3 separate regions of the Homo sapiens genome follow, and regions 2 and 3 are each linked to region 1. Evidence: chromatin contacts called from ENCODE Hi-C or POLR2A ChIA-PET data. All regions are on one chromosome and are shown on one strand. Each heading gives the region's core, a stretch centred on a gene start or an enhancer-like site at or near the end of the contact. The rest is flanking DNA. Distances are from core to core; before and after follow the strand shown. Region 1 has its middle 24 kb from the start of TLR10. Region 2 overlaps TBC1D1 (TBC1 domain family member 1). Region 3 overlaps TBC1D1 (TBC1 domain family member 1).

Evidence for each region. A loop is a pair of places that touch in the nucleus more often than their neighbours do. ChIA-PET counts read pairs that join two places held with the same protein, here RNA polymerase II (POLR2A). Pooled maps may share reads with other maps.
Region 2: a map with no recorded cell type shows a loop between it and region 1 (16-fold over the local background). The contact joins two enhancer-like sites. A Hi-C loop is called at or near these places in 10 of 37 single-sample maps with no recorded cell type and 5 of 50 pooled maps. POLR2A ChIA-PET finds 5 or more read pairs at or near these places in 3 of 52 experiments (GM10248, GM12878 and activated CD8-positive, alpha-beta memory T cell).
Region 3: a map of OCI-LY7 shows a loop between it and region 1 (4-fold over the local background). The contact joins two enhancer-like sites. A Hi-C loop is called at or near these places in 1 of 168 maps with a recorded cell type or tissue (OCI-LY7) and 2 of 50 pooled maps. POLR2A ChIA-PET finds 5 or more read pairs at or near these places in 1 of 52 experiments (activated T-cell).

Annotation. Positions count from the first base shown.
Region 1 is chr4:38,757,139-38,760,965 of GRCh38, reverse strand. It overlaps the pseudogene RNA5SP158. Among named protein-coding and RNA genes, the nearest start is that of TLR10, 24 kb to the left of the region's middle. RefSeq lists an enhancer at 3,489-3,618. Within about 2 kb of position 1,250, at least 9 of the 41 ENCODE cell types and tissues checked have a DNase peak (open chromatin) inside an H3K27ac peak, as active enhancers do; they include OCI-LY7, where a contact is called at or near this core.
Region 2 is chr4:38,127,318-38,130,811 of GRCh38, reverse strand. The region is part of intron 20 of TBC1D1 (TBC1 domain family member 1); the gene reads right to left. Among named protein-coding and RNA genes, the nearest start is that of PTTG2, 170 kb to the right of the region's middle. RefSeq lists enhancers at 953-1,805, 1,426-1,845, 1,926-2,085, 1,806-2,659. Within about 2 kb of position 1,516, at least 13 of the 41 ENCODE cell types and tissues checked have a DNase peak (open chromatin) inside an H3K27ac peak, as active enhancers do.
Region 3 is chr4:37,988,367-37,992,074 of GRCh38, reverse strand. The region is part of intron 2 of TBC1D1 (TBC1 domain family member 1); the gene reads right to left. Among named protein-coding and RNA genes, the nearest start is that of PTTG2, 30 kb to the right of the region's middle. Within about 2 kb of position 2,259, at least 5 of the 41 ENCODE cell types and tissues checked have a DNase peak (open chromatin) inside an H3K27ac peak, as active enhancers do; they include OCI-LY7, where a contact is called at or near this core.

The DNA of each region.
Region 1 (3,827 bases), core at 1-2,500:
CACTCCTGTCCCTAATTAGAAACAACAGCAGAGAATTGCTGAAAGCTATATTCCAGCTAAAACCAGGCTGCAGCGTTCGCATCACCTGAGAGACGTCAGACATGCAGAATTTCAGGCTCCATCCCAGGCCTACTGATTCAGAAGCTGCATTTTAGCAAGATCCTGGCTGGATTTTATGCACAGTAAAGTTTGAGAAAGAAGGCTTTAAAAATGAACTGAGCAATACAATCCTTTTTTTTTTTTTGCACGGGGGGAGGTGTTCAATAGCAGAGTAGGGTGACTCTAGTTAACAACAATGTATTGTATATTTCAAAGTAGCTAGAAGAGAGAACATGAAATGTTCCCAGCACGTAGAAATGATACTCAGGGTAATGGAGACTCCAAATACCCTGACTTGATCATTACACATTTGATGCATATAACAAAATAGCACATGTACTCCATAAATATGTAAACTATCATATATCATTAAAAAAAATAAACTGAAGGCCTTAAAAAGGAATAAAATAATGGCATTTGCAGCAACCTGAATGGAATTGGAGACCATTATTCTAGGTGAAGTGACTCAGGAATGGACAATCAAACATCGCATGTTCTCACTTATAAATGGGAGCTAAGCTATGAGGCCACAAAGGCATAAGAATGATACAATGGACTTTGGGACCTCGGGGGAAAGGGTGGGAGCGGGGGGGTGAGGGATAATAGACTACAAATTGGGTACAGCGTACACTGGTTGGGTTATGAGGGCACCAAAATTTCAGAAACGACCGCTAAAGAACTTATGCGTGTAACCAAACACAATCTGTTCCACCAAAACCTATTGAAATTTTTGAAAAATTATTTTCCTAAAATAAAGGATATTTCAAGGAGTGCCTTCTCCATCTTGTGGCCCTCTGATGATGATAGCTCTGAAAGCTTTGAAAAGCTTGCAAATACCCAACTTCAGGAATAAATCACCTCTGAGACCCTCACCTGAAGACAGGATACTTCCTGCAACTCCAGGACTTTAAAGTCGGAAGAATTGTTTTTTTAAACTGGACTCTGAGGACACACTCTTAAAGTCACTCAAATTCTCTACAAAATTCTTAAGTTTTGTGTTTCTATTTCTAAAGATAATAAAAATAATTGATATGATCAAAAAACAAAAATTAACAAAAAAACACAAAAACCCCCCAAAATGAACTGAGGTTGTGTGCCCTTGTGTGAAATTTTGGGTTGCAGTGCCACCTTGAGGTCACTTTAGTATTTTTCGCTGAGCTTTGCAGTGGACGAGCTGCGTGGGACACAACAGAAGTCAGTTCATTCCTCCCTGGAGGAAACAGACCGCCCTTGTGTTAGTGCCCAGAGGTCTCCGACTGCGGCCTCTCTGGGCCACACTGTCAATTGAAGAGATATGGGCCCTCTTCCAAGGACGCCTTCTATCCAAGCTTAGAAGAATGGCTCATAGGCTAAGGCACTTTCTGCGTCAGCAACAGCAACAGATCTCAAAGAATGTCTGCCCCCATCACAAGATTTTTCATAAAATGTAGAAAGCCATTAAAGCTCAGAGGCACAAAGCATGGCTTTAGAGATCATCTAGATGAGTGAGCCCCACCTTTCAGGAATGAGAATTGCTTTATGATAATGGTTGGCATTTGCTGCATATTTACTGTGTCCCAAGCACTGTTCTAAGCACCTCCATGTACTTAGTCATTTGAACCTTAGAACAATTTAGTGAGATCAAAATAGTGATCTCTATTTTACAGACTCCTGTGTGGCAGTCATTTTGTTTGTACTATTTGTTGGTTAGGAAAATCTACACTAAGAAGAAACTATTGCTATGAATCTAGTAATTCTTGAAAATGAATTTGCATTGAATTAAATCCAATAACAGCCAATAACATCTATATATATTCAGGGAAGAGTAGTATAGAGATATAAATTATGTTATCTACCAAGCCTCAGACCACGGTTGTGGCATAGATAGACTTAGGGCCTCTTGCAACAGCTCCAAAGCTCTCCACGGTATTCTTAGCCCACAGGCTGGGAACCCCCAGTGTAGAAACACACCCCACGTGCTTTATAGATGGCACACCGTACAATCCTGAACACACCTGATTTCATCTGGTCTCTGATGATTAGTGGGATCAGGCTACCTTGGTCTTGGATGGGAGATTGTGGGGGAAGTTGCAGATGAGGAAACTGACTTCAGAAAGTTGTTATAGTTATTCTTCTAGCTTGAAAAAGCTACACTAGAGAGAAAAAGAGACCATGGGCAGTATCTCCTTTTCATTCTTCAACCTATACACCCTAGGAAGGTTAATTCTCCTAAAACACAGTTCTGTTTGGGTTATTTTCCCCCTCAAAATGACCCCCAGCTCTACCTGACTGCTTATTGTAAGGTAAAGCCATCTTCGTCTCCAAAGCAAAATCGAATACCAACCAACCTGCTTGTTGTTACTCTGTTGATGTCCCTTACCCTCTGTCTAGACTATGTGTTGCCCATAGGACAAGAAGAATGCTGGCCTTAGAGAAGACTTGGAGGGAGAGCTTTGGAGCTGTTGCAAGAGGCCCTAAGTCTATCTATGCCACAATCGTGGTCTGAGGCTTGGTAGATAACATAATTTATATCTCTATACTAGCCTTCCCTGAATATATATAGATGTTATTGGCTGTTATTAGATTTAATTCAATGCAAATTCATTTTCAAGAGTTACTAGACTCATAGCAATAGTTTCTTCTTAGTGTAGATTTTCCTAACCAACAAACAGACTTGGAGGGAGGCCACCTAGTGGCTAAGGTGACCTTCCTTGGGAAGCAGCACCTGAGTTAAGTCACCAGGAGTGCATGTTTAGGTCCTACCCAGACACAGGAAGACAGTGCCGGTGAGCCACAGAGTTGGAGGGCCTTCTCTCAAGACCGAGCGTGAGTTCACTGTGAGAAATATAGCTACTGAGGTGACCAGGTCAGTGCACATGCTGGCAGAGTTCTCTCCTGCAGGCCCTCATGGGACAAAATGGCATCATCAGAAGGCTAGTGGTTGGTATTTACTGCATATTTACTGTGTCCCAAGCACTAAGTACTCCAAGTACTTAGTCATTTGAACCTTAGAACAATTTAGTGAGATCAAAATAGTGATCTCTATTTTGCAGATTCCCGTGTGGCAGTCATTTTGTTTGTAGTATTTTTTGGTTAGGAAAGTCTACCCTAAGAAGATACTATTACTATGAATCTAGTAACTCTTGAAAATGAATTTGCATTGAATTAAGCCAATAACATCCAATAGCGTCTATATATCTTCAGGGAAGGGTAGTATAGGGATATAAATTATGTTATCTACCAAGCCTCAGACCATAGTTGTGGCATAGATAGACTTAGGGTCTCTTGCAACAGCTCCAAAGCTCTCCAAGGTATTCTTAGCCCACAAGCTGGGAACCCTCAGTGTAAAAGTACATTGGTCAGCATGTGTCTTGGCCATTTCTTGTTTCTGGCTCTGCCCAATGTCAATCTCTTCTTCTGAAAAGTACACCACTTCCTTTTTTTTTTTTTTGGCAGTGGGGACGGAGTCTCACTCTGTCACCCAGGCTGGAGTGCAGTGGCATGATCTCGGCTCACTGCAGCCTCTGTCTCACGAGTTCAAATGATTCTCCTGCCTAAGGCTCCCAAGTAGCTGGGATTACAGGCGTGTGCCACCATGTCTGGCTAATTTTTGTATTTTTAGTAGAGATGGGGTTTCACCATGTTGGCCAGGCTGGTCCCAAACTCCTGACCTCAAGTGATCCGCCAGCCTCAACCTTCCAAAGTGCTGGGATTACAGATGTGCGTCACTACACCTGACTAATTTTTGT
Region 2 (3,494 bases), core at 267-2,766, 630 kb after region 1:
AAAACAGACGAATATTAAAAACTAGGTGTTGATAGGAAAACAAGATATATACACTTTAAGGTGTTTTCATTTCTGGTCTGAGTCACTCCTGAGGCTGGACAAGTGCAGTGCCCACCTCCCCCAGGGTCTTGCCTAAGCCGTTCCCTGAGCACTGGTCACTACACAAAGCTGCAAGGTACCTGGCCCCTCTGCAAGGGGGACTGGCTCTCATCTTCTTTCTTGCTGGCCCATCTCAGAGCAATTCCACTAGAGTTGTAATTACTGGGGATCTAGAGCCTTCCTGTCATCCTGGCTCTTAGGTTCTTCATAGTTTTCAGTCAAGTTCCAGAATTTTGGTACTGAAGAAAATTTCTCTTCTGTTTGCCAAAGTAGGAATGACTATTTCCATACTTTCGATGTTTTGCCGAAAAGATAAAACTATTTTAAGTTACTGAAGCAATAGAGCTACATTATTGGAAGCTTGAAAAATAAAAGAAAAATCACCAAATACAACTTTTATATCTAGCTATATTTCCTATTTCCTAAAAGCATGTTTTTCTAGTTCTAAACATAACCAACATAAAATTTCCTATCCCACTTTTCCTTTACTTAACATTGTATCAAATAAGAGCTTTTTCATGTCGCTATATATAACTGGCTTCATGATATTCTACCAGCTCAACCTACCATCATCATATTAATCCAGTCATCAAGTGTTAGACATCTAGTTCCAAGTTTCTGTTATTATAAGTGACAAGTCTAGGAGAATAACCTTATACATATGGCTTCCCTCATATTTTGGATTATTTCCTGAGGATACATTCCAAGAAACGGGATGACTGAGTCAAAGGGTATGAATATTTTACTGGCTTGGGATATGTTTCGCCAAATTGTCTCCCAACAGCCACTAATCAATGTGCACTGCCATCAGCAACATGCTAATGTTCTGCATACAGTATACCCTTGGTGCTGGGTACTGGCATCAAGAAATGTCTTTCTATTATCTAGTAGAGTAAAGCATTATATGTTACATAAGTTTAAATTACACATGAAGCCAAATACTTTCCCAGATATTTGTTTACTAGATATCTCCTCTTCGGTGAATTGTCTGTTTATGTTCTTGGCTCATTTGCTATTGTAGACTCAGCATTTCTCTTCACAGTCCATGGACACTGATTAATAAAGTCATGAACCCTGATGGTTTGCAGAACTCGCCACAGAGCTTCCGCCTTCCTAACCCCCTGCCCTCCAATCTGCTGGTCCCATTGTCATACCAAGGGCTGGAGAGTGGGAACAGTCGGCCTGGTATCAGCAACAAGGGGGCACACACTATCTGTAGTGAATTACAAAAAACATCAAACCCACTAAAAGTCCCTCTGCTTGTTATTACCACTGCATGTGAGCAATTTTCAACAACGCCAGTGGTAAACCACTTCTCCCCGCCACGCCCCACCCTCCTGGTATGGCACCAGTTGTCCTCGTACAAAACTACTCCTTTTCCACGGTGCAAACTGCCCAAGAAGTGACGGCTCCCCCACAGGCAGAAGAGGCACCTTTGCCCCTGATTTGAGGTGTGTCTTCTGAATACAGGAACCCTGGTTTCTAACCTACAAGCTCAACTGGAACAGGGGCTCCTTTGTTCATTGTGTTTCTAACAGAGTTGCCCACAGCAGGGTTTCTCAGCTGTTTGTGTGTATGTGAATCCCCTGGTGATCTCACTGAAATGCAGATTCTGATTCAGCAGGTCTCGGGTGTGGCCCCAGATGCTGAGTTTCTAACAAGCTCTGACATGATATGATGACAATGCTGGGCTGAGGCCATGCTCTGAGTGGAGCCTAAAGGATGCTGAAAATAGGCTATTTGCCCTGCCTCCCACAGCCACCCTTCCTCTTTTTCTTCCTTAAACTGAGCTGAGACTTCACAGCCACAGAGCACCCACTGTGACAAGAATACAACACTGACCTCCTTTCCTTTGTTACTAATTATTCCCAAAGTTTCCATTCTTCTTGGGTCAGAAGATGTAGATGGTTTATTCAATGGACAGGTCCTTTGGTAAGTACACTGCCACAAAGGCTTCAGACACCCTTGGTCTTCTGTCCTGGGCTCTGTCACCTTTGGAATTGCCCTCTCTGGCTGCTTTCAGCCTGTCCACATTGAGCCAGAGCTCCAGAGCCCTGTCCTTGGCCACCTCTTCCACCCAGGATCCAGCTGTGTCCCAGTTGCTCAGGCTGAGACTATCTATACAGGGAAGGCATTTAATGAAATGGAACCACAGCTATCACAGAGGACCACCCAGATGCCCTCACTTCCTGCCCCACCCCATCTGTACACAGGGCAGTATGCTCCACCATCTGCAATGGAAGCATCCATTACATCTACTCTGAAGACCCCCAAGATTTGGGCCTGGGGGATCTCTAAGGCTGCAGAGGAATCATGCTGGACCCCATGTCTGCTTTCTGTGTAGAACTTAAGACTACAGCACCCTCTGGATGGGAGGGGGCAGTAGGAAAGCAGAAAGCCTGACAGAGAACACTCAGATGTCAAGTTCAGATAGAAACACCAGAGGGAAAGAGGGGAGAGATGCGGGTAGATCTACTTTCTATAAGGACCACTGATAAAAACCCGGGCCCTAAATGCAAATTTTTGTGCTCCCGATACCCCCAAAATGTTGAACACCTCAGGTTCTGAGAATTGCTCTCTGCTCTCATTCCTGTACCTTCTCACATGCTGTGATCCTTTAGTTCAGGGATCAGCAAACCACCACCTGTGGACCAAGCCCATCACGCTGCACAGTTTTTAAAATAAAGATTTTTGCAACATGACCCATCATCCCCTTACATGCTGTCATGGATTGTTTGTGCTGCAAAGGCCGAGGTGAGTAGCTGTCGCAGAGGTGAGTAGTTGTGACGTTATGACCCGTGAAGCCTAAAATATATACTGCCTGGCCTTCTTTGGAAAATGTCTGCCAGCCGATCTTAGGTCATCTTTTAAGTCCAGCTGGACTCAAACACCTCAGCTCCAACCTCACAGCCCTGGCTCCCACAGACCCTGCCTTTCTACAAGGGGCCGGGCATGTTACTCTCTGCTCAGCTTCATCTATAAAAATAGGAATTATAATACCTATGTCCTAGAGTTATTAAGTCAGTGGAGGTCGGGCACAGTGGCTCATGCATGTAATCCCAGCACTTTGGGAGGATGAGGCAGGTGGATCACTTGAGGCCAGGAGTTCAAGACCAGCCTGGCCAACATGGCGAAACCCCACCTCTACTAAAAATACAAAAATTAGCTGAGCGTGGTGGCACATGCCTATAGTCCCAGGTACTCAGGAAGCTGAGGCACGAGAATGCTTGAGCCCAGAAGGTGGAGGTTGCAGTGAGCCAAGATCACACCACCGCATTCCAGCCTGGGTAGCAGAGCAAGACTCTGTCTCAAAAAAAAAAAAAAAAAAAAAGTCAGTGGAAAAATGAATGGCAACTTCCAAATAGCCAGATAGCGGCTTGAAACAAACCAGGTAC
Region 3 (3,708 bases), core at 1,010-3,509, 770 kb after region 1:
CCTCAGGGTCTCCCACCAATGGGGCTCCACTCAACTCTTCCTGCCTTATTTCACCTGGCTTCTTTCTCTGTAAGTTCCGTTTGTACCAAACATGTTTCGAACACACCTCCTAAGCCTCTGTTCATTTGGGTTTCCACCTCCATACCTTTGCTCATGCAGTTTCTTCCACCTGGAATATTCTTTGTCACCCCCTGGATGGGACCTTTGAATCACTCACTCACCTTATTCACTTTCGGGATGAAATGCAGCCACAGGAGGCTGGAATGGCTGGCATCTGGTCACAGAGCCAGGCTAGACACAACTAGACCTCCCCAGTAAGGACTGGTTTTTTAGGCAACACTGGGTCCCTATGATTTGCTTTTATTTGGGATAAAATCGTCCAGTGTAAAATTTCCTTATTAGGCTAAAACCTCTAAGCCCACTAAATTTAAAAAAAAAAAAGAGAGAGAAGAGCTGCCAGTGCCCACATTTCCAGGGACTTGCAGGAATTCTCTGAAACTCACAAGCCTTACCAGGTCTGCATGCTCGTGTTCAGCAGCAGGTGCTAAGTGACTGTAAAGGGCTGTGGTGCCCACCCTGGGGTCTTCATGCAGGGCTTGAGGGTAGAGTCACCCTCTGCCCCATAGTGACAGGCCAGCTGGGCTCCACTGCCTCCATCTACTCAGTCAGGATTAGCACAAAAACTTGTTAGAGAGGTTTAAAGAGCCCCCAGATCAGCGGAGAGGTACTCCAGGACACTGTGGACTGTTCTTAACACCCACACCCAAGCCAAATCTCTGGCACCCAGAATAAAAATGATGTTTTTGAGAAGGACAATATCTAAGTTAACAGTGTATAGTCAGTTCTACTTATCCCTGATCAAAATTAACCGTGAGGTTGTAAAGTGGGATTTACTACATTTGGGAAATTATTACCTCTGTATACCAAGGGGCTACTCAGAGGTTTACAGTTCCCCACCTGCTTTCTGGCAGGCTGACTCTGTGACTGCCTTCACCACCTTCCCCCCACCCACCCCCGCCCCAGGTCAGCAGCTGGGTCTCTCTCATCTTGGCAGTTGTGTCTCAAGTGCCTGCCACAGAGTAGAGGCAAAAGAAATAGATTGTGATCAACACTGAGCTTGAAGCGGCCAGATTTCTTGACCAAGAACGTCTGGAAACACCACACTACTCCCCCAAATAGTGTAGTTATTGCAAAACAAATACAGAGTTGTGTGGTCTGGTGGTCTAGTACATCCAGCTCTTTCCTTGGGGAAAAATATCCAGAGACCACATTCTCAGCTGATTAACACACTAGAGAATTGACAAAAATCAAACTTTGGTACGATGTTCTTTCAGTTACACCAAAACTGGATGGCACAGACTTGAAGGGCTGCTTTTACTGAAACACTAGTGTGATAAAAATCCCTATGTATTATATTCACATATTTCTGGAAATGGAAGGAGAATCCCTTCCCTTCACCTGGAAATTCAGGAATACAGCTTTTTCTGGAACCGTAAGAAGGCTTTGGCCTTAGATGTACTAGCAATATTTCATGCTTATTATACAATTAATTGATTAATAATCAGTACACAAGGGGCCACAAACTCCTTACTCATAAGCGGGCTTTTGGTTGTGTTTCTGAAGTCAAATTTTACAAGTTCTAATACAGGGGTATCCAATCTTTTGGCTTCCCTGGGCCACACTGGAAGAATTGTCTTGGCCCACACATAAAATACATTAACACTAATGATAGTTGATTAGCTTAAAAAAAAAAAACTCAATGTTTTAAGAAAGTTGATGAATCTTTTTTGGGCCACATTCAAAACCATCCTGGCCTGTATGTAGCCCACAGGCCGTGGACTGGACACTTGCTCTAACATTTTAAACTTGGAAACTTACATATTTCTTTTAAAAGCCTAACACAATAGAGACTGTCACAATAGACCAGTGTAAATGTCCCTAAGCAAATAACGTCTCAAAAATCTGACAGTTTATTTCCACCTAATGACTGGTTTCCTTTGGGCCCACCCTTTAAAAAGAACTTCCGCAAAATACCACTTGGCTAATTCTCTGCCTTGGGCAGTCCTACAATTATAAATTCTGCTAAACAAATAAACTTCCTTCCTATTTTTAAAGTATTCCAAAATTGGAAACTCTGTGTCTTTGGTTGGCAAACTATTTTCTGGAGTCTAACAGCCTTAGCCATGAAGAAATTCTTCATTGCACTCTGAGAGACGAAAAAAACCAGAAACTGTCAAGGAGTCCCTCCCTACACCTATTTCAGGGAAGGGGAACTAACCCCACAGAGTTGTGACCTTGGGCAAGGTCACACAGGCTGCTGGTGGCAGAAGCCAATGTCCTCCTCTCTCCCCCATTTTCCCCTTAACTGATCTAAGTTACTTGTGGCCTAAAGAAAGCAGTTTGCTCTTGTTCTGTACTAGGGAACAGGGTTTATGTTTAATTCATGCAGAATGTGCTAGAACAACAGAAAGAATCTAAATATTAGTGTCAGCAAAAAGAATCAATCTCCGTAAAACATTTAAAGAGATTTATTCTGAGCCAGATGTGAGGACCACGACCCATGACACAACCCCAGGAGGTCCTGAGAACACGTGCTCAAGGTGGTCGGGGCTATAGCTTGCTTTATACATTTTAGGGAGACATAAGACATCAATCAATATATGTAAGGTGTACATTGGTTTGGTCTGGAAAGGTGGGACAACTTGAAGGTGGAGGGGAGGTTGCAAGTCATAGGTGGATTCAAATATTTTCTGAGTGGCAATTAGTTGAAAGCGTTATTATCTAAAGATCTGGAATCAATAGAAATAAGTGTGTAGGTTAAGACAAGGTCATAACCTGGGTGAAGACCAAGGTTTTTATCATGCAGATGAGGCCTCCAGGTAGCAGGCTTCAGAGATCTTATCAGACCTAACAAAAAATGTGCCAGACTCTTAGTTAATTCTCTCCTGGTTCAAGGAAAAGATCTGGAAAGTGAAGAGGATTCTTTAGAGAAAGTAGATTTTCCCCATAAGAGACAGCTTTCCAGGGCCATTTCAAAATATGCCAAAGAAATATATTTTGTGGTAAAATACTTCAATTTCTTTCAGGGCCTGCTATGTCAAGTGATGTCAGACTGCAGTTAGGCTGGAATTTGAGATCTGTTTTGGCAGTCTTAAGATCTCTGTTTTAATGTTTACGCTGGTCAGTTGTGCCTGAATTCCAGAGAGAGGAAGGTGTAATGAAGCATGTCCCCTTTCCCATCACGACCTGAACGAGTTTTTCAGGTTTCTCTGGAATGCCCTTGACTGAGGAGGGGGCGGTCCATCGGTCAGTTGGGGTGCTTCAAATTTTGTTTTTGGTTTCCATTTGAATGAGTGCCAGGTGATGCAAAGAGCTCTGTTTGGATCTTAGCTGTGGCTTTGGGAAAGACATCTCACCTATAGTGGGCTTCATGTTTCTTCATCCTTAAAAAGAGGGAATGCAGCTAAGCAACTACAAAAGTCTTCCTCCACCCCTAAATTCAATGATGATGATGGTTCACGAGTACTAAGTGCTTAATCTAGGTACTAAGTGTGTTATGTGGATAAATCGTCAACCGCTTAGAGGATAGCTGTTTATCATCCCCCCTTTAATGGATGAACACATTAATGTCTAGAGAAAAAAATAACTTACTTAAGGTCATCCCTCCACTGGTAACTGGTGGAGAGATCTGACCTAGACCAATGATTT